2 separate regions of the Homo sapiens genome follow, and region 1 is linked to region 2. Evidence: chromatin loops called from intact Hi-C (ENCODE). Cell type or tissue: Calu3. All regions are shown on one strand. Each heading gives the region's core, and the rest is flanking DNA. Links, peaks and the distances in the headings are about the cores only. Region 1 holds the start of ITIH4 (inter-alpha-trypsin inhibitor heavy chain 4). Region 2 overlaps NEK4 (NIMA related kinase 4).

Region 1 (12,354 bases), core at 2,561-10,560, 86 kb before region 2:
CCAAATCCGTAAACACAAAGCATGTCCGTCAGTGCCAGCACCTCCCCCCGGCGAATCAAGCAGCTGTCCCAGAGGGCAAAGGGTCTCTGCAGCCATCTGCTTTCATCAGGGCTGCAGCCCCCAGGCAGCAGTACTGGGAGCCCCTCTCATCTCCGAGAATAAACTCTGAAGCCAGCGACCCTGCGGACCTGAATCATCAGGGAGCCTGTCAGAGGAGGGGCAGTGACTCTGCGGGACAAGCAAGCAGGCTATATAAGTTTCAGAAGGCTGGGCTCCACTCAGATCTTTTCCAGCAGCTGCTGCCTGCCAGAGAGGCGCCTTCAGAGACCCAGCGCTTACACAATACCCACCATGTCCCAGGTAGGAGGACCCAGCAAGGGCTGTGTTGATGCCAGAGGGAGTGGAGGTGGAGTCCTGGACACTTTCGGCTCTGGCAGCTGTGTCTTGATCTGAGCCCCAAGCATGAACTGGAGGCTCTGCAGCCCTTGGGAGATGGGGGCTCAGGGAGGACCCCCTGAAGAACCCCTCTTCTATGTGGCTTTGGTGGTATTCCACGGTTTGTTAGGAGGAGTGGAGAGAAATGTTGGGGGTGGGGGGGGCCTAGATAGATCTTTGCATGTGCCTGTGTGTGTGTGTGTGTGTGTGCGCATCTGTGTGTGTGCTGCCGATATAGCTCAGTGTGTAGAGCTTTGTGCATTTGTAGCTATGGGCCCGGCAGCCATGCACTCTGTGTGTGGCCACACACATAGGTCTGTCTGTCTCTGTGTATGGTATATGCATGAAGCTGTATGTGTGTGCACATGAGGCTGGAGGGACACAGCTGGATGCATCGCTGTACAGGGGTATAGTGTGTTGCTCTGAGGAGCCTGGCCCAGGCTGAGCGAGGAAATACCTGCACCTGCACCCAAGCACAGGCAGGTCTCAGACTCACAGGCGCCTGGGGTTGAGGGGTAGGGTAAACACCGAGCCTGGGTGTCCCCCACCCTGGAGGGACAGACCAGCCTGCCAAGAGAGAGGACTGTCCTTGCTGCCTGCTCTGTGGGTGGGTGGCCATTTTGGACTGTAATTCTGTGGGCATCTGGCCCTTCTACCCCATTTCCAGCCCCAAAGACACAAAGTAAATAGTGGCGCTTTTCTGGAAGGGGGCAATCCTTGAGGAACCGCTTGCCACCCAGTGAACAGGTTTTGGAACTAACCAAATTCCCTAGTATTGCCCAACCTCAGAGCTAGTCCCCTTCGCTGTTCCCCACTGTGCCCAGTCCTGAGCTTGACCAGGTAGCCAGACACGCCAGTGTGAGGCTGCAGCAGCCACTGCTCCCAAGAGCTCCCAGGCTATAGGGGAAAGGCACATGGGCAAGTCAGACCAAGACAGCTGGGAGACCTGCAGCAGGTGGAGTATAGTTGGGAAGGCTTTCTCTGGAAGAGGAGTAGAGCCTTGAATAGGCTTGGGTTTAATGAGCAGAGAAGAGGGGTCTTGGCCAAGGCACAGAGGTAGGTGTGCCTTTCTACCGAGGCTTCAGGTAGTAAGATGAGGCTCTTGGATCTCCAAGGCTGGTGCTCAGGAAGCCCCTATCAAGAAGAAGCGCCCCCCTGTGAAGGACGAGGACCTGAAGGGGGCCCGAGGAAACCTGACCAAGAACCAGGAAATCAAGTCCAAGACCTACCAGGTCATGCGAGAGTGTGGTGAGTGTCCTCATGCCATCTGGGGCTGGGGATGGGGGTGCAGGTGTGTGTCAGTGGTGGGGGGAGGTGGTCAAGGATCCTTTTCTGAGAATCCAGTATTCCTGGGTTCAAGAAAGGTGCTCCCATCGTAAGGGATCTTCCCTCCCAGGAAGCTAGGCTGGCCCCTGACTTTACCTCCTCCCACAGAGCAAGCTGGCTCGGCCGCCCCGTCGGTGTTCAGCCGCACCCGCACAGGTACCGAGACTGTCTTTGAGAAGCCCAAAGCCGGACCCACCAAGAGTGTCTTCGGCTGAGAAGTGTGCGCCACTCCCCTTGCTGCCCGAATGCTCGGAAACAGGAGCCTTTCCCAGGAACTCTTTTTTATGCCAGAACGCTTCCTCTCCCCTGCTGTCTCTGGGGCTGCCACCCTCCCCCACAGTCCAGGCCCTTCAGCCAAGGGCTCTGCACCAGCACCTTGGAAGCACCAATAAAGAGGATGCCCACGTGGCCCCAGCAATCAGAAGGTGTTGGTTGGTCCCTGGCTATGGCCACTATTGAGAGGGAGGACAGGGTGGGAACATGGAACATGTCCGTTTAAGAGGATCCCAGGGGATAGCACAGGTGCTATTATGGGCACTGCCACATGCTGCCTTGGACATGGAGACTCAGTGCTGACCTGTGACTTCAGACTTTTCTGAGCCTCAGTTTCCCCTTTTATACTACAGGGGAGTTGAGCTGGAGTCTATTCCATAAAGCAGGCCATGATGACACTGCTCAGAGTGAAGTGGGTGGGGTCTCAGGGACCACCTCTCCTCCTGCCTTCCACAGAAGCTGCTGAGAAGCCTCTGAGGACCTGCAGGCTCTGCAGCACCTAGGGACCTCAAAAACCCCTCTCCCTGCACTGCACTAGGGACCTCAAAACCCCTCTCCCTGCACTGCACTAGGGACCTCAAAACCCCTCTCCCTGCACTGCACTAGGGACCTCAAAACCCCTCTCCCTCCCTACACTTTTGTTCACACTGCCTCCTCCCGGCTTTTGTCCCCTCCAAGTCAGAGCCAGATTGAGATTCCTCTCTGGCAGTCAGTTTCCTGAGCTACCGTCTCTTCCAAACAGCAGGGGTAAGACTCCCACATTCTGCTCCAACCATGCTGTCTGGGGCATGGAACACCAGATTCTCAGCCTGCATGACCCTTCTCTCTCCAGTCCTCTGTCCCCTGTGTGCCTGGAAGTGCCAGGTTCAAAAGACCCATAGAGGCCTGTCCCGTTGTGATGGCAAGACCATGACCATGGACAGGCTGACAGTGGCTCTTTTCGGAGCTGGACTGGCAGAGCCTGGGCTTGTGGTGCCTGGCTCGGGGCTGATGCCTGCTGGGGATGCCTTCCTGTCCCAGGAGGTTCTGGCTGCCCAGAACGTTTCCCACAGTCCCGGCCAGCCTGGCCACCTTATATAGCCCTGAGTCCGGGCTGGGCCTGTGCTCTCTGCCCCAAGGGAGCAGCCCTGCTGTGAGGAAGGGCCCAGTCCTACTTGCTGGACTCCATGGGGAGACTCTTCCCCCAGACACTGAAAGGAGCGTGTTCCCCTGTGTAATCCCAATCGTATCCAGAGCCAAAAGGGTGAGCAGTGGAGACGTGCGCAGAGATGAGGCTTCTGGCCAGTCATGCTAAGGAAGGGGAACGTCTTCCTTGCAGCTGTAGAAATAGCTCCAGTCTATGGCACCTTTGCCCCAGGCCTGCCGCCACCTCTAATGGAGACAGGACTGGTGGAGAAACCCTCCCCAGCCTCTGGAAGCCACTGGCTGCCCCAAGGCCCCCGATAGGTTCCCAAGGCAGCTGGCCCCCTCAGGGCTGGTGTCACGGAGCCGCCGTCCTTCCCTGATCCAGGACTTGGCATCTGGCCACACTTTTATGACTCATCTTTACCCATCTGTGGCCACAGACTCAGGAGCTGGCTTCCCCAGAGCCACCAGGGAACACGAGCCCCAGCGGTGCCCAGAGCGCATAATATGTACTCACTCGATCCCACTTTACAAGGAGCAGAGCGCTTCAACTTTAGCAAGGCCGGGACCCACCCCAGGCCTTTGGGCAGCGCTCCCCTGGGTCTGGGCTGTGGCAGCATCACACTGCTCATGACAACAGCATTCTGCCCTCTCTCAACCAGCGATTCCTGGGCTCCCTCTGCTCCACCAAATGACTCCCCAGTCACCCCTCAGGAGCTGCTGGCACTGTCAGGTCTGTCTTCTGTTCCATGCTCTTCTGTCAATAAACTCCCCGCATGGAGACCTCTGTGCCACAGGATGTGGCAGGTTTATGACTCAGTTGTATTGCCATTCTTGTTTTGGGGGCCTTGCTGGGGTTGAACCTAAAGCCCTGGCTAGATTAATGGCACCCAAACAGCAACCTGGGACCCCAGGAGAGAGAAGGAGGCGCCCCGTGCCCAGCACCTCTCACTTCAGAAATACGGCGTATCTATCCTGACTCTAGATCTGCCCCACACAGACACCTCCCAGAGTCACTCCATGCCTTTGGGCCCTCCCATCAGCCAGACACACTTACCTGGTGGCCAAGCCCCCTTCTTCCGGGAAGCCGCTAGGGTAGCCCTGTAGCCCTAGTCTTCCCCACCATCCCCCGCTGTTTCTCCCCGGGCTGGACTTAGGGAGAGCAGACTGACATCTTCACTGTCAATTCCCTCCCAGCCCTGTGGAGCTTGGTGGAATGCCTGGTGTGAAGGGTCCTGGTGAAGGTTTCGCACTTTTCAGAAGGGGCATGTACCCCCACTCCAAACTGAGCCTACCTTTCTTTGGTATACATTCCTGCCCCCAGCCAAGGTCCATGGGACGTTCGTCATTTGCTTATCTGAGGTCACTGTGGTTTTTGGCTTGTAGATCCCAATTTCCCAGAACCTGCCCCCATGTGGGTGGGGCAGCAAACAAGTTACTAATCCATTCCCCACTTGCTGTCGAGTTCAGAAGCCTCCTGGCAGACACTGGAGCCACGATGAAGCCCCCAAGGCCTGTCCGTACCTGCAGCAAAGTTCTCGTCCTGCTTTCACTGCTGGCCATCCACCAGACTACTACTGCCGAAAAGGTAGCCAGTGTCCATGGGTGTGGCGTGAGCTGGGGGATGAGAGAACGCCTGGGAAGTGGGGAAGAGCCTCCGCATGTGCCAGCGTGTCAGCACAAGTGCGTGTGCATCCCTGTGTGTGCAAAAAAATGGTGCAGACCTCCCGCCAGGCACTACCCCAAGGGCCTTACTGGTATTCTCCCACCTAATAGAGGGGATGATCCAATCATTTCCATTTTCCAAATGAGGAAATACAGTTTTACAAGCCTGGCTCTACCGCCTTTTAGTAAGTGACCTCAGGAGAATGATTTATGCTGACTATGTCTCAATTTCCTCATCTGTAAAACAGGGTAATACTAGAACCTATTCAGAGGGTGGCGGTTGTGAAAACCAAACCCATTGTATCTATAAAGTGCTTAGGACAGTGCTTGTTGTGAAAACCAAACCCATTGTATCTATGAAGTGCTTAGGACAGTGCTTGTCGCAGAGCAAATACCCAAGCACATAAACAAGCCACTTGGCACCTCTGTGCCAAACTGCATTCAGGCAGCCGCATGCAGCCGAGCAGAGTTGGTGCAGTGCGCATGAGCATGTCACACACAAGCAGGTAAGAGGTGCCCGTGTGCCCCTCCTCGGGGGACACAGACCTCAAGGCAAATGGCACCTGCTAGGGGAGTGCCCTGCGGAAGTGGGGATGAGTTGGGGAGGGTCCACTGCGGAGCAGAGAGGAAGATTCCCAACTCTCAGAGACCAGACTCTAGTCTACCTCCGAATTCTCCCAGCTCTGAGGGCTTCCTTCTAGGAGACTGGTGGGAGCTTCCCTGTTGCCACAGAGGCCAAAGTCTCCAGAAATCAAAGGACCTGGTCACTGCCCTTTTTCTGGGCAAAGCTAAGCCAGCATGCAAAGCTCCCTGACCCCACCAGGTCTCTCACCCCTGCCCAAAGGCTGAGTGTGATGCCCCTCCCAGACACTGGCCCTGGCTTCACCAGCTCCACCCCCTGCATGCTTGTTCTTCTCCAAGGGGTGCTCTGGGCCCCTATAGATCAAGAAGGACGTGGCCCCTGCCCTGTGGTGCTGTAGGGTGGGGAATGAAGCACACTGCTATCTCTTACCTGAGACAAATGTTCACATATGAGATGCCTCACTGGGTTCAGCCTGAGGCCTGGTCAGTGGCTCAGTCAGATTGGGAGCCAGGGTTTGGTCTAGAGCCAGAGTCAGGGCCAACTCTTGAAGAGCGTCACCCCGAGCTGAGGTGGCATTGAAACCCTGCAACCCCCTTCTTCTTTGCTGGTCCAGAATGGCATCGACATCTACAGCCTCACCGTGGACTCCAGGGTCTCATCCCGATTTGCCCACACGGTCGTCACCAGCCGAGTGGTCAATAGGGCCAATACTGTGCAGGAGGCCACCTTCCAGATGGAGCTGCCCAAGAAAGCCTTCATCACCAACTTCTCCATGTAGGTGCCTTCCCACCCTCCTCCCCTCTCCACACCCCCCAGTGCTATGACTCCATCGCTCTGTGCCAGCAAACCCTCTTCTTGAAGTAAGGCATGCCAGGGTGTACATCTTCAGGAGTACACCCTGCACCTGGGGCCACACAGGAACAGGGGCTTGCCAAAGGACTTATTCTCAAAGATGCCCCCGTCCTTCCCTCCATCCAGCCATTCATCATCCCTAAGTGCTGTCCAGGTGTTAGGCAGAGAACCACAGAATCTTTGTGACTTTGCCTTTGAGGAGCACAGACTTGAGGCCTCCTGAGGCCAGACCAGGCAAGAGGGAGTCACCAAAATGCACATTCCAGCTCAAAGTACAGAAAACCTTCTAGACCCTTGGCTTCCTCACAGTGGAGAGTGGCTTGAGGAGGATTCTCCTAGGTCTGCCCCAGCTGGGATCCTGCAGAGGACATTTTTGCTCAGGCTGCGTGAGAGATGCCTGAGGTTTCTCTGAATTCTATGAGCCAAGGATGGTCCTCACTTTGTCCTCTGCCACCCTCCCCTACCCTTCCCAACTCAGTTTCCAATGTTTACTAAATGCACCAGGATGCCGCCTGTCCCTTGCTGCCAGGAAAAGCTGTGATTTAGGACAAGGGCAAGACTCTTCCCAGAAACAGGGCGATGGTGGGGCAGAGAGGGAGTGTCTCATGTGGGGTCCCACACTGTGGCCTCTGGAAAACTGCAGTGGGGGCTAGTCTCCTCCCTCAGGCGCCAAGCATCCCCCACTCCACCGCAGCCTCTACTTTTCCTAACCCAGAGCCCGGGCCTATGCTGCCCAGCTTGCAGTGCAAGCCCCACGGGCTGTGTCAGCCTTCGACATGGGTGCCAGGGTCAGCAGTTGCCAGGTCCAGGCCCGTGGCATCTGCTGAGAGCCCAAGACTGTCACTTGCCTTCTCTAGACCCAGAACCTGTTGCTGCATGAGTTAGGGGAGCAGAGAGCAGGTTCCCTGCTCCCTGACCTGGCCAGGAGCCCCAGCTGGCCATCTGGAGAGATGAAGCACTGCCTACCCAGGGGGAGGAGTGCCACTGCCCACTCACCAGCCCCATCCCGGGCTAGAGTTAAATTATAACCAGGAAGGTCAGGCAGGAGGGACGCGTAGTCCTGACATCCTGGCTGCTCCCCCTCCTGCCCACTGCCACACACTACCACATGAAGTTGACCAGGCACATCCCTACACACCCCACAAGGAGGCTCTGAAAAAGTCGTTTTCCTCCCTGAGAAATGGCCTGGGCCATTCTTTCTCAGCCCCCAAAGGATGGCTGCTAGGAGTGTGTCCACACACCCAGGAGTCCCGTCCACCAGTTGTCCAAAACCTCCTTCCAGATATGCCAGCCTCCCTATAGGGTGCCTGCCTCTTGTGGGAGGGAGCGGGGAGACTGCTGTAGGGGGAAAGTGCTCAGAGCCTCCAGCCCTACGTCTGCTTCCTCCTCAGTCCTGGCCCCACACGGCTGCACGCAGGGCTGGGAACAAGTGTGACTCAGAGAGCTCTTGCTGGTGATGAACTAGTTCCCCTGGAACAGTCCGTGAAATGGAAGGGGCAGGTGGGAATGTGGGCCAGCTTCGGCCAGACTGGACAGGTGGAGAGAAGGCAGGATTTAGCCCGGCCCTGCCCCTCTGCAGCCTCCCCTTCGTCCCTTCTATAAAATGAATGCTTACTGTTACTGTACACACCTCCGGGAGCTAGAGGCCTGGAGCACTTTGCAGAGTGCCCTGCACAGGGTCCTGTATGCGGTAGGTGCATAATAAATGGCACTGGGCTCAGGCAAAGATGGGAGTCACTGTGTCAAGAGGCACACCGAGTCCAGAAAGGCTCTCTGGAGGAGGCAGGAGTGGAATGGGCCCCTGCCACCAGGCTCTCAACAACTCCCACCCTTCTGCCCCCAGGATCATCGATGGCATGACCTACCCAGGGATCATCAAGGAGAAGGCTGAAGCCCAGGCACAGTACAGCGCAGCAGTGGCCAAGGGAAAGAGCGCTGGCCTCGTCAAGTGAGCTGGTGGGGGGCAGCTTCAGTGGGGAGGGTCTAGACAAAGGCCACCTTGCCTTTGGCCCTTAGTCCTGCTCCCACCTCTACCAGCCTTACCCCACCTGTCCTGGAGGAGCAGGCCTGATGCCCTTCTCCCCCAGGGCCACCGGGAGAAACATGGAGCAGTTCCAGGTGTCGGTCAGTGTGGCTCCCAATGCCAAGATCACCTTTGAGCTGGTCTATGAGGAGCTGCTCAAGCGGCGTTTGGGGGTGTACGAGCTGCTGCTGAAAGTGCGGCCCCAGCAGCTGGTCAAGCACCTGCAGGTACCTGCTGCTACCTCTTCCAGGGAGGCCTCCTGCATGACCCTTGCCCTGCTGAGGGCGGCCCCTCTTTGTCCCTGAGCCTCCTGTGAGCCCCAGCCCAGGCTCCTGGCTGACCCAGGGACCCACATCTTGCCTCCAGATGGACATTCACATCTTCGAGCCCCAGGGCATCAGCTTTCTGGAGACAGAGAGCACCTTCATGACCAACCAGCTGGTAGACGCCCTCACCACCTGGCAGAATAAGACCAAGGTGGGCCTGTTGTGGTCAGCAGGTGAGGGTACCAAGGGCCCTGCCTTCAGGCCAGCCCTATGAGCCCGGATTTCTGGAAAGCAGGATGGGCTCTCCCTCCTGTGAGCTGTGACCTGGAGAGGCTCCTGAGATCTCTGCATCCTTGCTGTCATTTGGCAGATGGGGAGGGCAAAGCCTAGAGAAGGACCATGGCGTCCTCGTATGAGCCCTGAGATCTGTCTGGGAAGGGGCTGGATAATAGACTGATGTGAGGGTCCTGGGGCCAGGTGGAGAGAAGGAGATGGTTGGATGGCACACATCCTGGAATAGCCTCTGCTTGCGCAGCTCCAGGAACAGGGAGCTCATCACACCCCTCCCCTACGTGAAAGTGGTCCATCAATAACTCAGCCTGAAAGAAAGTGCCCTGGAATACGGACCCAAGGCTGCATCCTGGAATTCTGATTTCCCAATATACAGACAGGGGTAGAGGGTGTTGTTGGCCTGGCTTTGCTGTTCCTCCCAACTTCAGCCCGGATTATTCCTCCAGGCTCACATCCGGTTCAAGCCAACACTTTCCCAGCAGCAAAAGTCCCCAGAGCAGCAAGAAACAGTCCTGGACGGCAACCTCATTATCCGCTATGATGTGGACCGGGCCATCTCCGGGGGCTCCATTCAGGTGGGTGGACTTCAGGCAAGAGCAGAGCAGCCTAGAAGTCTGTCCACCCCCAAGGGCCTGAGCTTGGGTATTTTAGAACAGGAAAAGAACCACCCTTACTTAGCAGTGTGCACCAGGGACCGGCACAGACAGAAAACACGTGATTTAGTTGTGTTGTCCCTGAAACTATTCCCTTTCCCAGGCAGAAAAGGTTTGTCTCTGAGAAGAGCTGCCCTGTGGGGTTTCCCTCTTTGCCTCTGCTGCTGGGAGGCTCACAACTCAGTTTTATGCAGATTTGCAGTAGTTTCTTTCACACTAGTTTCTGGCATTATTATTGTTGTTATATTTTGGTATGATCATGGCTCACTGCACCGTCAAACTCCCAGGTTCAAAAGAAACTCCTGCCTCGGCCTCCCTAGTAGCTGGGACTACAGGCGTGCACCACCACACCTGGCTAATTTTTTTTTTTTTTTTTCCAGTAGAGACAAGGTTGCCCAGGCTGGTCTTGAATTCCTGGGCTCAAGTGATCCTCCCACCTAAGCCTCCCAAAGTGCTGGAATTACAGGCGTGATTCACCACACCCAGCCATTTCTGCCATTGTTATTATACTTCCCTTTTACTCCATGTTTTTGAAGTCTTCCCTCTTTTGATGGTTGTCAGGTTTATGATGTCTGAACTTTTTAGTATAAACCATCTGAAATACTAAAACAAATAGAAGGAAAAGTTGCAGGGAGAGTTCTGGTGGGCTATGCATGAGCAGGGAAGGCTTCCGCAAGAAAGGGGCTGGTCTGAGCCCTGAAAAAGGGCAAGGTTTTGGGGAGGTTAGCAGTGGGATGGAAATGGGATTGGAACAGAGCACAGAAACCCAGAATTTGGGGTAAAGGGGCTGAATGGGGATAGGGCCAATTGTAGCTCTGATGGCCTGGGTGGGTCTCACTCTGGCCACAGATCGAGAACGGCTACTTTGTACACTACTTTGCCCCCGAGGGCCTAACCACAATGCCCAAGAATGTGGTCTTTGTCATTGACAAGAGCGGCTCCATGAGTGGCAGGAAAATCCAGCAGGTAGGTCCTGTGGCCCAGGGCAGGGCCCTGAAAACTCCCAGGCCCTTCACGCTATCAGCTGTGGTCCGGCAGGCAGACCCCCTTGCTTCACCTTTCGGCACCATGGGGCGGGTGGCTCTCAGGAACCAAGGTTGGCCAGAGCCTAGGGCAGCCCCTGTTCCTAGAGCAGATACCATGACCTCACCCCTGAGACAGGAGTCCAAGGATGCCAGCCCTAGGGCACACGAGCCCTCAGGGAGCCCTTCTGAAGCACCTATGTTTCCTCTCCCTGACCAGACCCGGGAAGCCCTAATCAAGATCCTGGATGACCTCAGCCCCAGAGACCAGTTCAACCTCATCGTCTTCAGTACAGAAGCAACTCAGTGGAGGCCATCACTGGTGCCAGCCTCAGCCGAGAACGTGAACAAGGCCAGGAGCTTTGCTGCGGGCATCCAGGCCCTGGGAGGTAAGTGTCTCTGTGGCCCTGCAGGGTGGGGGCTTCCAGGGCTCCTGGCTGGGGACCACCTTGAGAGTGCGTGTTCCTCAGGGACCAACATCAATGATGCAATGCTGATGGCTGTGCAGTTGCTGGACAGCAGCAACCAGGAGGAGCGGCTGCCCGAAGGGAGTGTCTCACTCATCATCCTGCTCACCGATGGCGACCCCACTGTGGGTGAGGGCCCTGCCCGTGACTCCAGGACGTGCTGCACAGGGGAGGCGGCTGGGGCTGCACCTGGGCTTGCTGTGGGATCTGGGCAGGGAGAGGGGGTCACTGAGGCCCCTCGGCTCTGAGGTTCCAGAAATATTCTTCAAGCAAATCACTATTTTCTCACCCTCATCCCAAACCCCTGGGTCCAGGGGAGACTAACCCCAGGAGCATCCAGAATAACGTGCGGGAAGCTGTAAGTGGCCGGTACAGCCTCTTCTGCCTGGGCTTCGGTTTCGACGTCAGCTATGCCTTCCTGGAGAAGCTGGCACTGGACAATGGCGGCCTGGCCCGGCGCATCCATGAGGACTCAGACTCTGCCCTGCAGCTCCAGGTGCCAGTGTGCCCCAGGTGGGCTGCACAGAGAAGTGGGCAGTCATAAAGCCCAGCCTTTATGACACCCCCAACCCTGCAGGACTTCTACCAGGAAGTGGCCAACCCACTGCTGACAGCAGTGACCTTCGAGTACCCAAGCAATGCCGTGGAGGAGGTCACTCAGAACAACTTCCGGCTCCTCTTCAAGGGCTCAGAGATGGTGGTGGCTGGGAAGCTCCAGGACCGGGGGCCTGATGTGCTCACAGCCACAGTCAGTGGGAAGCTGGTGAGTGTGGCCAAAGCCACCCTGGAGGGGAATGGCAGCCTCCACCTCTGCAGCCAGAGGGGCTGGACTCAAATCCCAGACCTGCCCAGCTCCAGCTTTCCCCTCTGCTGCCTGTGGATGACACAGGGGCATGGCAGGGATTCAATGAGACAATGGAGTGATTCTCATGAGACCAGCACATACAGGCTCTCGGCAGCCGGTCTGTGCACCTGCAAGCACAGGTGAGGGCAGGGATTCCTCCCTAGTTGTCATCCCTTCCTGTCCTGGTACCACAACCCTCTCAGGTTGCAGTCAGACAGGGAGGGCTGCTCCTATTTCACAAATGAGCAGACTGAGCTCCAGGCAGGGCAGGCAGCTTTCCCCGGGCCCCACTGCAACCAGGCCAAGAGCCCAGCTTGCCACGTGGCACCCTGTCCTTGCCCAGCCTTCCCTGCCTCCTTCCAGGGACCCCCTGTCATTTCCACAAAGAGAAACTGAGCACAAGCTCTGCGGCAGGGCCTTCTTCAGGCCCTGGGATGCAGCAGTGAATGAGGCTGACCCCTCCGTGCCCTCATGGGAGAGACAACCCAAGGACATATCACCACACAAACCAGCTACAGGCTGGGATCTA
Region 2 (12,354 bases), core at 2,398-10,397:
CTCACTGCAGCCTCCACCTCCTAGGCTCAAGTGATCCTCCAATCTTACCCTCTCGAGTAGCTGGGACTACAGGCATACGCCAGCACGCCTGGCTAATTTTTTCTATTTTTTGTAGGGACAGGGTGTCCCTATGTTGTCTAGGCTGGTCTCAAACTCCTGGCTGGGCTCAAATCATCCTCCCACCTTGGCCTCCAAAGTGCTGTGATTACGGGTGTGAGCCACCTGTGCCTGGCTGAGCATCTAATTAATATGCATCAGACATAGTCCTAAGTACTTTTAGTGTATTCTTTCAGCTAATCCTGAAATAGTAATACAATATGGCTGTGGGTATTAGATCCATTTTTAAATGATGAAACTGGGCTCAGGGAAATTAAGTTTCTCACATAAGACTGCATCTAATGCCAAGCTCAATGGTCTTTTTATTGTGCTTTTTAGGGTACATCCAAATAACTGATGTTTACTTGGGAAATAAATTTGTATTAAATTGGAATTCATTTAAAACATTGGTTCATTTTCAGAATGGAAAACCTATGAAAAGTTATGAGGAGATTTTTAAAAATAATTGAATCAAACATCAGTAGTTTCAGATTAACCACAATTTAAGTGATTGAATTAAAACAATTATTTTTATTTGGAGGAAGAGAAAAAAATCAGAACATTTGGATAACTGATGTCGGCATTTTGTCTTTGCCTGTCAACACTGCAAATAAACATTCATTTTGAGAAAGACAACTTCTCATTTTCTTTTTAATTTATTAAAAAATTTTGGCCAGGCACAGTGGCTCACACCTGTAATTCCAGCACTTTGGGAGGCCGAGGCGGGCGGATCATGAGGTCAGGAGATCGAGACCATCCTGGCTAACACAGTGAAACGCCGTCTCTACTAAAAATACAAAAAAAAAAAAAATTAGCTGGGCGTGGTGGCGGCCACCTGTAGTCCCAGCTACTCGGGAGGCTGAGGCAGGAGAATGGCGTGAACCCAGGAGGAGGAGCTTGCAGTGAGCCGAGATCGCGCCATTGCACTCCAGCCTGGGCGACAGAGCGAGACTCTGTCTCAAAAAAAATTAAATAAAATAATAATTTTTTTTTTTGAGACACTCTTGCTGTGTCACCCAGGCTAGAGGACAGTGGCATGATCACAGCTCATGGTAGCCTTGACCTCCTGGACTCATACAATCCTCTTACCTCAGCCTCCTGGGTAGCTGTGACTACCTGGCATATCACTACATCTGACTTTTTTTTTTTTTTTAAATGGAGATGGAGGTCTCACTCTGTTGCTCAGACTGGTCTTGAACTCGTGGCCTCCAGTGGTCTTCCTGACTTGGCTTCCCAGAGTGTTGGGATTACAGGTGTGGGCTACCACACTCAGCTTCTTCTCATTTTCATTTACAATTTTAAAAGTAGGCATGGAGCGTTTGGCCATTTGGATGTTCAAAAGACTTCATTATTTTGTGTTTTTGTGTGTGTTTGCTTCATTTTATAATCATTATTTTTTAACTGTTGCATTATGATTTAATTTCATTGCACAAAAATTTGAAATTGCAACTGCTTTTCTTTTCTTTTCTTTTTTTTTTTTTTTGAGATGGAGTCTCACTCTGTTGCCCAGGCTGGAGTGCAGTGGTGCGATCTCAGCTTACTGCAGCCTCCCCCTCCCGGGTTCAAGCAATTCTTCTACCTCAGCCTTCTGAGTAGCTGGGATTACAGGTGCGTGCCACCATGCCCAGCTAATTTTTGTATTTTTGTAGAGACGGGGGTTTCACGATGTTGGCCAGGCTGGTCTCGAACTCCTGACCTTGTGATCTGCCTGCCTCAGCCTCCCAAAGTGCTGGGATTACAGGCACAAGCCACCATGCCTGGCCCGCTTCTTTTGTTTTCTAAGAGGAAGGTTATGTATACCTCTATATTCAATTCTGCATTGTTATATTTGAACCATATTGTGAACTTTACATTGTGATGGGTCATTTTAGAACTTCCATGTAACACTAAATTGCAATATGGAAACCAGTTTTTAAAACTGAGGAAAGTTTTCATGCTAAAAAACAAAAGCCACTTTTTATGGACAACTTACTTTGGATTACAATGTACCAGGTTGCTGCTATACTTTAAAATGTCATTTTATTGTTTTTAAGGATCAAGTTGCTGGTGAATGTATTATAGAAAAACAGGGCAGAATCCACCCAGATTTACAGCCACACAACTCTGGGTCTGAACCTTCCCTGTCTCGACAGCGACGGCAAAAGAGGAGAGAACAGACTGAGCACAGAGGGGAAAAGAGACAGGTCCGCAGAGATCTCTTTGCTGTAAGTCATTTTGCTTTGGTTTGGGAGGTGGACTTTGGGAAACTCAATTTCTATTTAGAGCAATTAACAATTGCCAAAAAGGCATGTAAGAAATGCAAGGAACATAATACAGAAGGGTGACAATGGCAAGATGCTAAATAGTAGTTTTCAAATATCAGTGAGTTCGAAGCAGAGTAAGGATTTTATCTTCTCCAGCAAAGATGGACAGATCATTTTGAAAGTTAAAGGAATAGGCTAATGTGGTTAAACCTTTGGCCCCATCTGTATTGTACTGATGAACAGTTCTTTCTTCAGCTTCTCCACAGAATCATGTTGACATCTCATTTCTAGAAATAACTTCAACACGTATCCTCTCCATAACCTTCTTAGATGACTGACTTTTGGCAGAGTCTTTCCAAAAAAATGCAATGTTTTGAAGGTTTTAAGAGCAAACCACGGACAAATACATAGAGAACCTGCTGATAGGGGAACATTGGAAGGGGCTATATATGAAACTGATAATCTTCTTTTTTAATTATTTAAGTTCCAAGAGTCGCCTCCTCGATTTTTGCCTTCTCATCCCATTGTTGGGAAAGTGGATGTCACATCAACACAAAAAGAGGCTGAAAACCAACGTAGAGTGGTCACTGGGTCTGTGAGCAGTTCAAGGAGCAGTGAGATGTCATCATCAAAGGTTTGTGGGAACATATGCTGGATTTTTAAAAACCTTATAACCAGACGTGGTGTATCATGCATGTAATCCCAGCACTTTGGGAGGCTGAAGCAAGAGGATCAATTGAGTCCAAGAGTTCAAGACTGGCCTGGGCAATATAGTGAGACCTTGTCTCTACAAAAAATTTAAAAATTAGCGAAATGTGGTGGCATGTGCCTATAGTCCCAGCTACTCATGAGGCCGAGGTGGGAGGATGGCTTGAACCCAAAAGGCGGAGGTTAAGGTGAGCCGAGATCATGCCACTGTACTTCAGCCTGGGTGACAGAGCAATAACCTGTCTTAAAGCAGAAACCCTCCAAAACCTTCTTATAAAGCTTTTTGTTTGTAAAGTCTTGTGTATATTATGAAGTTTTGTATTAAAACATCTTAGCTCTGCTTCTTGCCAAACACTGGAAGGAACAGATGGGACAGATGTGATCTCAGCAGAATCTTTTTTTTTTTTTGAGGTGGAGTCTCGCTCTGTTGCCCAGGCTGGAGTGCAGTGGCACAATCTTGGCTCACTACAATCTCCGCCTCCTGGGTTCAAGCAATTCTCCTGCCTCAGCCTCCTGAGTAGCTGGAACTACAGGTGCCAGCCACCATGCTCGGCTAATTTTTGTATTTTAGTAGAGATAGGGTTACACCATTTGGCCAGGCTTGTCTCAAACTCCTGACCTCAGATGATCCGCCTGCCTTGGCCTCCCAAAGTGCTAGGATTACAGGTATGAACCACCGCACCCGGCCTCAGCAGAATCTTTGATTGAAATGGACAGATTCTGTGGTTTCAGAGATGGTCACTTCCAGTGAATTAAAGAAACCAAGTAGGCCAGGTGCGGTGGCTCACGCCTGTAATCCCAGCACTTTGGGAGGCCGAGGTGGGCAGATCACAAGGTCAGGAGATCGAGACCATCCTGGCTAACACAGTGAAACCCCATCTCTACTAAAAATACAAAAATAAAATTAGCCGGGCGTTGTGGTGGGCGCCTGTAGTCCCAGCTATTCGAGAGGCTGAGGCAGGAGAATGGCGTGTACCTGGGAGGCAGAGCTTGCAGTGAGCTGAGATAGGGCCACTGCACTCCAGCCTGGGCTACAGAGCGAGACTGCATCTCAAAAAAAAAGAAACCAAGTAGATTCCGAATATGGCAAATGTGAAAGTCCCCATTTGCCCTTCCAAAAATGAGCACCTCCCAGAAACGAGGGCTGTGATCATTGTGATCATTTTTCACTAGTAGCTATAACCCTGCTGTGGGCTGGTTTCCAATGGACACTCCTCTAAGTCCAGCGCAAGACCTTTTTTTTTTTTGGTCTTGCTGTGTCACCCAGGCTGGAGTAAGACCTTTTTCTTTTTTTTTTTTTTTTGAGATGGAGTCTTGCTCTGTCACCCAGGCTGGAGTGCAATGGCGCGATCTCAGCTCATTGCAACCACCGCCTCCCAGGTTCAAGCAATTCTCCTGCCTCAGCCTCCCGAGTAGCTGGGATTACAGGCACGCACCACCATGCTCGGCTAATTTTTGTATTTTTAGTAGAGACGGGGTTTCACCATGTTGGCCAGTCTGGCCTCGAACTCCTGACCTGGTGATCTGCCCACCCCAGCCTCCCAGAGTGCTGGGATTACAAGTGTGAGCCACCGCATCCAGCTCAGACCTTTTTCTTAATGCTGAATGATACATCATGGATTGTAGGTGTTATAAAAATAGCAAGTAGGAATGGAAGTGACTCTGTGACTTTCTTTTAAAGGATCGACCATTATCAGCCAGAGAGAGGAGGCGACTAAAGCAGTCACAGGAAGAAATGTCCTCTTCAGGTAAAGTTGACTTCTTTTCTTCATCTAATTGGCAGTTAGGGGTATGGTTCGTGGACAGAAACACTGGTTCTAACTATGAGAGGTTGAAACTTTCCAGCAGCAGTAAAACATGTAGGAAATCGAGTTGGAAAAGATTTTGAAATTTCTTAGTCAAGTCTTTTAAGAAATCATCATAGGGTGTTGAATGTGGTTCAAATATCAGAGGAGGGGGATATTAAAGAAATAACAAGAGGGCTTTGAGTGGCAGTAAGTCCTGGGAGGTTTCAGACCAGAAATCAAGTGAATGTTTAACTTTTTTCCATGTCCAGTGTCCACTGTTCAGTGAATTGCTCCCATCTTAGGAACAGAGGGAGGTTGCTTGGGGAGTGGTGCTGCCGTAGGCTGAGGGCTATCATTCTTTTTAATATTTTTTAAAGATAGTACTAGCAGTTTCCATTTATTGAATGCTGACCATGTCTTAGGCATTATGGTAAACATATTAAGGGTATTATCTCATTTCACATTTACAGTACTGCCAAAATATGCAGCATTATCCTCATTTTGCAGCTAAGGAAACAGAGGCTCTGAGGAGTTAAGTAACTTGCCCAAGGTCACAGAGCTGGTGGACCTAGAGCTAAGATTTCAACTGAGGTGTCAGACACCAGAGAAATGATAAATATGCTGTTTGACTTACTTTTGGGCTAGCTCCTGCTGGGGTATGTTCCATACCAAATACAAAGCCCTTTTCAACTGGGGCAGCCCACCACAAACAACTACTGGGGATGTTTGCCTTTTCAGGCCCTTCAGTGAGGAAAGCGTCTCTGAGTGTAGCAGGGCCAGGAAAACCCCAGGAAGAAGACCAGCCCTTGCCTGCCCGACGGCTCTCCTCTGACTGCAGCGTCACTCAGGTGCATTACGTACTCCTAAGAGAGAAGGTGGACAGTCTACATCTGGCAGGCCTAATGCAGTAAACCTTTTAAATGTCAGCTCCATTTATTTTTGGGACAGGGCCAGCTTGTTATATCTTTTCACTCTTGATAAAGAAAGGAACTGGTAAATAATAGTCAAAAGGATTATGATTGACCCATTAAGGGAATAAATTTTTCAGGTACTCTTGTAAACAATTGATAGCCTAATTAAAAATATTTCATAGGTTGGTCTTAACAGGACTTCCTGGCCTGATGCAGTGGCTCACGCTTATAATACTAGCACTTTGGGAGGCCAAGGTGAGAAGATTGCTTTAGCCCAGGAGTTTGAGATCAATCTGGGCAATATAGTTGGACCCTGTCTCTAAGAAAAAAAAATTACCTGGCAAGGTGGCGCACACCTGTAGTCCCAGCCACTCGGGAGGCTGAGGTGGAAGGATCACTTGAGCCCAAGAGGTTGAGGCTACAGTGAGTTGTGTTCACACCACTGTGCTTTAGCCTAGGTGACAGAGCAAGACTCTGTCTCAAAAATATAAATAAATAAATAAGTAAATAAATAACAGAACTTTCTAAGGGCTTGCACTAGGCAGCACTTTGCTCAATCTGCTGTGATACCAACATACCCATCTGTGTCGCCAGATTTGAGTCTCACTTGCTAATCATTCCTCAGTTTCTTATTTGTGTCAATGTAGTTTACCTTCTTGCCTGTAGATGATGTAGGGACACCATCTGGTGGCTAAATGGGTAATTACTAGGTTTCTAACCCATGTTCACCTCTCTGTATAATACTCTGGGAATTCTTCCTGTTCTTTGAAAGTATTGGATGTATTATTTCTTTAACTATATCATTTAGTTATTTCACTAATAGAGGCTGCCTTCCATATCTCAGAGTTGTAAGGTTTATGTGTATTTTTAGGTGATCCTTTAAAGCACTTTAACAGTCTCACATTAAGAGCAAGCTGAAGCTGGGCATGGTGGCTTGTGGGTGTTATCTCAGCTACTTGGGAGGCCAAGGAAGGAGGATTGCTTGAGCCCAGGAGTTTGTGGCCAGCCTGGACAACATAGTGACACCCCTGTATCCAAAAAAAAGAAAAAAAAAAAGACAAGCTGAGTTTGCCTAGGTAATTTAAAATGCCAACATTCCTATAGAACAAGCCTTCTGCTTAGGAGTTGATAAACCAGAACTAGCCATCCACTGTCCTCTGGAAATTTCTTCACAGCTGAGACTCTCCAGGACCTTTGTAAAACTTCACCTTGGGCAGGCGCGGTAGCTCATGCCTGTAATCCCGGCACTTTGGGAGGCTGAGGCAGGCGGATCATGAGGTCAAGAGTTGGAGACCAGCCTGGCCAACATGGTGAAACCCTGTCTCTACTAAAAATACAAAAATTAGCTGGGCGTTGCGGCACGTGCCTGTAATCCCAGCTACTCGGGAGGCTGAGGCAGGAAAATCACTTGAACCAGAGAGTCGGAAGTTGCTGTGAGCCGAGATCGTGCCACTGCACTCTAGCCTGGCGACAGAGCAAGACTCTGTCTCAAAAAAACACAAAAATCAAAACAAAAAAAAAACAAACAAAATAAAAAACTTCATCTGATGTTCTTCAGTTATTCTTGTGGACTTTATGAGTGAACTGGGATATCACGGGTAAAATCACTTCAATGTTTTTTTCTTTTTGCCACAAATCATATGGGAACAATTTTTGTATTTGTTAGATTCTCCTGTTATATTGCACCTAGGAACGTATTGTGTCTAGTTGTTGCATCTAAGACTGGTTCAAGTATCACATTCTGGTTGTGTTGTCATGTAGAATTTTAATTCTTCCAAACATTTAATAGGAAAGGAAACAGATTCATTGTCTGTCTGAGGATGAGTTAAGTTCTTCTACAAGTTCAACTGATAAGTCAGATGGGGATTACGGGGAAGGGTAAGTTCTTGTTTTTCTGTCTCCCTTTATAAACTATTTCTGTTTTAATGAATATTAAATGTGCATTTTCAGTAGTATTTAGATCTCTAGTATTCCCACTGATAAAATTATAAATGGTTTGTGGCATATGCTGGAGCTAAAAGTGTCTCTTCTTTTTTTTTTTTTTTTTTTTTTGAGACGGAGTTTCGCTCTTGTTGCCCAGGCTGGAGTGCAGTGGCACAATCTCCGCTCACTGCAAGCTCCGCCTCCCGGGTTCACACCGTTCTCCTGACTCAGCCTCCCAAGTAGCTGGGACCACAGGCGTCCGCCACCATGCCCGGCTAGTTTTTTGTATTTTTTTAGTAGAGATGGCGTTTCACCGTGTTAGCCAGGATGGTCTCGATCTCCTGACCTCGTGATCTGCCCACCTCGGCCTCCCAAAGTGCTGGGATTACAGGCGTGAGCCACCACGCCCCGCCTGGCCATTATTTCTTCACATTTTTTTTTTGGACTTCTTCCTGCCCTCTTAGGGATTCCAATTACATGTATATTAGGCTCCTTAAATATGTGCCACAGCTCACTGATGCTCTGTTTATTTTTACTTTTTAAAAATATATTTTATTTTATTTATTTATTTTTTGAGACAGAGTCTAACTCTGTCATCTAGACTGGAGTGCAGTGGCATGATTTTGGCTCACTGCAACCTCTGCCTCCTGAGTTCAAGGTATTCTCCTGTCTCAGCCCCGCCGAGTAGCTGGGATTACAGGCACTCGCCCAGCTACATTTTTGTATTTTTGGTAGAGACTGGGTTTCACCATATTGGCAAGGCTGGTCTCGAACTCCTGACCTCAGGTGATCCGCCCACCTCGGCCTCCCAGACTGCTGGTATTACAGGCATGAGCCACTGCACCTGGCCTGTTTTTACTTTTTTTCTGTTTCACATTTCATAGATTCTATTGCTATGTCTTTGAGTTCATTAATCTTTTCTTCTGCAGTGTCTAATCTGTTAATCCTATCCCGTGTATTTAATATATTGTATCTTTCATTTCTAGAAATTTGATTTGGGTCTTTTTTTAATGTCTTTGTGTCTCTCTTTAACATGTTCATGTTTTCTTCTACCTTGGCCATATGGAAGATATTTATACTACCCATTTTAATGTCCTCATTTATTAATTCTATCAGTCGTGTCACTTTTGGATATGTTTCTATTAACTGATTTCTTTCTCTTCACAAATGTATGATATTTTCCTGCTTCTTTGCCCATCTGGTTATTTTTGATGGGATGCTAGACACTGAATTTTACCTCATTGGAAGCTGGTATTTTGTGTTTCTTTAAATATTCTTGAGCTTTGTACTTGAGTATAGTTAAGTTACTTTGAAATAGGCAGAATTTGTACACAGAATCTGGGGCTGTTTCTTTTAGACTGTCTCCAAGGTTCCTGTCTCACTTTCTAGTGACAGTGGTTGTTCTGAACTCTGTCCTTTCTGTAGGCCCACAAGATTGTGAGTTCTCTTGTACTTTGATCTGCCTATGGCCTGCTCTTAGGCTTAAAGGTGTTGACTCTTCTCCAAGATCTGCCTGCAGATTTTGTTTATTCTGCATTCCCTTTACGTTGTTGAGTTTTGTATTTTTTCTAGAGTTTATAGTTGTTATTTGTGGAAGGGTCAGGTCAGTCTGTAGGAACTTACTTGGACATTTCAAAGGATAATTCCCGAAAGGTCGTTTTGCACGTAATTTTTTAATGAAAAATTCTCATGAAGCCAATTAAATAACAAAGGGATATTTTTTTCCCCCAGGAAAGGTCAGACAAATGAAATTAATGCCTTGGTACAATTGATGACTCAGACCCTGAAACTGGATTCTAAAGAGAGCTGTGAAGATGTCCCGGTAGCAAACCCAGTGTCAGAATTCAAACTTCATCGGAAATATCGGGACACACTGATACTTCATGGGAAGGTTGCAGAAGAGGCAGAGGAAATCCATTTTAAAGAGCTACCTTCAGGTGATCAGCTTATTATTATTTTTTGTTTTTTAGACGGAGTCTCACTCTGTCACCCAGGCTGGAGTGCAGTAGTGTGATCTTGGCTCACTGCAACCTTTGCCTCCCGGGTTCAAGCGATTCTCCTGCTTCAGCCTCCCAAGTAGCTGGGACTACAGGCATGCACCACCATGCCCGGGTAATTTTTGTATTTTTGGTAGAGGCGGGGTTTCACCATTTGGCCAGGCTGGTATTGAACTCCTGACTTAAGGTGATCCTCCCACCTTGGCCTCCCAAAGTGTTGGGATTACAGGTGTGAGCCACCATGCCTGGCCTAGTTTATTCTTTTACAGCAAACTGGAGAGCATGTGTTTATTGGAGAACTGTGTCAAAACAAGGAACTAATGCCTATAAATTTTTTTGTGTTTTTAAAATTATTTCATTTGCATATCTCCATAAAAGGTATATCCTGTGTTTTGCAACAGAGGTATTCCTGAAAAGTTACATGAAAATTAATTTTTAAAAATAAATAGATAAATGTTTGTGGTTTTTCATGTGACTTTTCTTCAAGTTAGACAGTTGTGGTGTTTTTTAGGTTTAAGAGATGGTAGTGAAGCTTAAGTTCATATGTAAATTTTAAGTCATTAAACCAAACTCTTGTCAGAGGGAAAAAAGAATGTCAGTATAACAAGATTTTTAAAAAAACAGCCCTGCTGGGTACGGTGGCTCATGCCTATACTTTGGGAGGCTGAGGAGGGCAGATTGCTTGAGTCCAAGAGTTTGAGACCAGCCTGGGCAACATGATGAAAACTTGTGTCTACAAAAAATACAAAAATTAGCCAGGCATAGTGGCTCATGCCTGTAGTCCCAGCTACTCAGGCGGCTGAGGTAAGAGGATTTCTTGAACCCAGGAGGTTGAGGCTGCAGTGAGCCATGAGCATGCCACTGCACTCCAGCCTGAGCGACAGAGCAAGATCCTGTCTCAAAAAATCAGATGAAATGAAATAAAAATAAAATAATAAAATAAAATACCAAAAAAAAAAAAAAAAGGCTTGGTGTGGTATCATCATGCCTGTAATCTCATTGCTTTGGGAGGCCAAGGTGGGAGGATTGCTTGAGGCCAGGAGTTCAAGACCAACCGGGACAACATAGACCCCATCACTGCAAAAAATTTAAGAATTAGTTGGACATGGTAGTGCATTCCTGTAGTTCTGGTTACTTGGAAGGCTGAGGCAGGGTGATTGCTTGAGCCCAGGAATTAGAGGCTATAGTGAGCTATGGTCACACTGCACTACATCCCTATGACAGTGCAAGACCCTGTCACTTAAAAAAAAAAAATAGGCCGGGTGCAGTGGCTCATGCCTGTAATCCCAGCACTTTGGGAGGCTGAGGTGGGTGGGTCACGAGGTCAGGAGATCAAGACCATCCTGGCTAACACAGTGAAACCCTGTGTCTACTAAAAATACAAAAAATTAGCTGGGTGTGGTGGTGGGCCCCTGTAGTCCCAAATAGTCGGGAGGCTGAGGCAGGAGAATGGCATGAACCTAGGGGGTGGAGCTTGCAGTGAGCTGAGATCGTGCCACTGCACTCCAGCCTGGGCGACAGAGCAAGACTCCGTCTCAAAAATAAAATAAATAAATAAAATAAAATACAAAATTTTAAAAAATTGCAGTGTTCTTGCTATAGTGGTAAAAGTGTTTATTTTTCCCTTTGTCTTTGTTGTTGCCTTTTAGCTATTATGCCAGGTTCTGAAAAGATCAGGAGACTAGTTGAAGTCTTGAGAACTGATGTAATTCGTGGCCTGGGAGTTCAGCTTTTAGAGCAGGTGTATGATCTTTTGGAGGAGGAGGATGAATTTGATAGAGAGGTGAGTGTCTCATTAACTGTATCAAGATGCTTATGTTATAGAATTTTTTAAACAACCTTTTGAAATATAAATCACACATAACAATTCACTCATCTAAAGTGTATAATTCAGTGGTTTTTAATGTGTTTACAACATTGTACAGTCATTACCACAATCGATATTAGAACATTTTCATTACGCCCCAAGAAGCCCTGCACCTGTTAGCAGTCACTCCCCATGGTCCGCACTGCCAAATCTGAAGTCATGAAGATTTATTTTTATATTTTCTTCTAAGAGTTTTTTTGGTTTCAGCCCTTTTAGGTCTTGGACACTTTTTTTTTTTTAAGGAAAATTTAAACTTTAGCTTGGGCATGGTGGCTCACGCCTGTAATCACAGCACTTTAGGAGGCTGAGGTGGGTGGATCACCTGAGGTCAGGAGTACCAGACCAGCCTGGCCAACGTGGTGAGTGGTGAAAACTCATCTCTACTAAAAATATAAAAATTAGCTGGGCATGGTGCCACGCACCTGTAATCCCAGCGGCAGGGGAGGCTGAGGCAGGAGAATTGTTTGAACCTAGGAGGCGGAGGTTGCAGTGAGCTGAGATTACGCTACTGCACTCTAGCCTGGGTGACAGAGCAAGACTCTGTCTCAAAAAAAATAAACTCTATTACCTATTACCTAAAACATGAGAACTATGTACATTCTAAATCAAAAATTTAGAAATTATAGTGCCAGCAGTTAAATGTGAATCATACTCAAGAATTTCTATATTGGTAGTTTTCTTTTTTTTAAATGAAATTTCATTTTATTCTGATAAAGACTAATGTATGCCTAATCACCTAGTGATAATCCATAAGTTTGGTAATTCACAACATTTTTAGAAAGCACATAATATTAACATTCAAATAAAGCATTATAGAAAGTT

The links. A loop is a pair of places that touch in the nucleus more often than their neighbours do. Peaks named below come from ENCODE experiments on the same cell type or tissue, not always from the same donor. Only the 100,000 strongest peaks of a DNase experiment are listed, where the experiment ranks them.
Region 1: a loop joins it to region 2, with 6 times the contacts of the local background. A loop is called at or near these places in 14 of 110 quality-filtered maps.

Annotation. Positions count from the first base shown.
Region 1 is chr3:52,822,946-52,835,299 of GRCh38, reverse strand. It overlaps ITIH4 (inter-alpha-trypsin inhibitor heavy chain 4), which reads left to right and starts at 4,628. Exons shown (of 24, transcript NM_002218.5): 1 at 4,628-4,747; 2 at 6,021-6,181; 3 at 8,103-8,207; 4 at 8,347-8,509; 5 at 8,649-8,759; 6 at 9,286-9,414; 7 at 10,342-10,458; 8 at 10,735-10,903; 9 at 10,985-11,110; 10 at 11,296-11,477; 11 at 11,559-11,744. The coding sequence starts at 4,658. ITIH4-AS1 (ITIH4 antisense RNA 1) reads right to left here and starts at 11,365. Exons shown (of 3, transcript NR_046615.1): 1 at 11,307-11,365; 2 at 10,963-11,188; 3 at 9,986-10,095. STIMATE-MUSTN1 (STIMATE-MUSTN1 readthrough) reads left to right here. Exons shown (of 10, transcript NM_001198974.3): 9 at 1,551-1,683; 10 at 1,870-2,179. The coding sequence ends at 1,976. MUSTN1 (musculoskeletal, embryonic nuclear protein 1) reads left to right here and starts at 281. Exons shown (of 3, transcript NM_205853.4): 1 at 281-360; 2 at 1,551-1,683; 3 at 1,870-2,179. The coding sequence starts at 352. The coding sequence ends at 1,976. RefSeq lists enhancers at 6,668-7,275, 7,276-7,884 and a silencer at 10,884-11,041. In Calu3, for the core only: no CTCF peak of the experiment used is centred there; DNase peaks (open chromatin) are centred at 3,559, 7,299 and 7,649.
Region 2 is chr3:52,736,680-52,749,033 of GRCh38, reverse strand. NEK4 (NIMA related kinase 4) reads left to right here. Exons shown (of 16, transcript NM_003157.6): 9 at 2,130-2,300; 10 at 2,824-2,973; 11 at 4,729-4,795; 12 at 5,573-5,682; 13 at 7,535-7,623; 14 at 9,400-9,605; 15 at 11,315-11,448. Among named protein-coding and RNA genes, the nearest start is that of NEK4, 28 kb to the left of the region's middle. In Calu3, for the core only: CTCF peaks have their summits at 6,105 and 6,359; no DNase peak of the experiment used is centred there.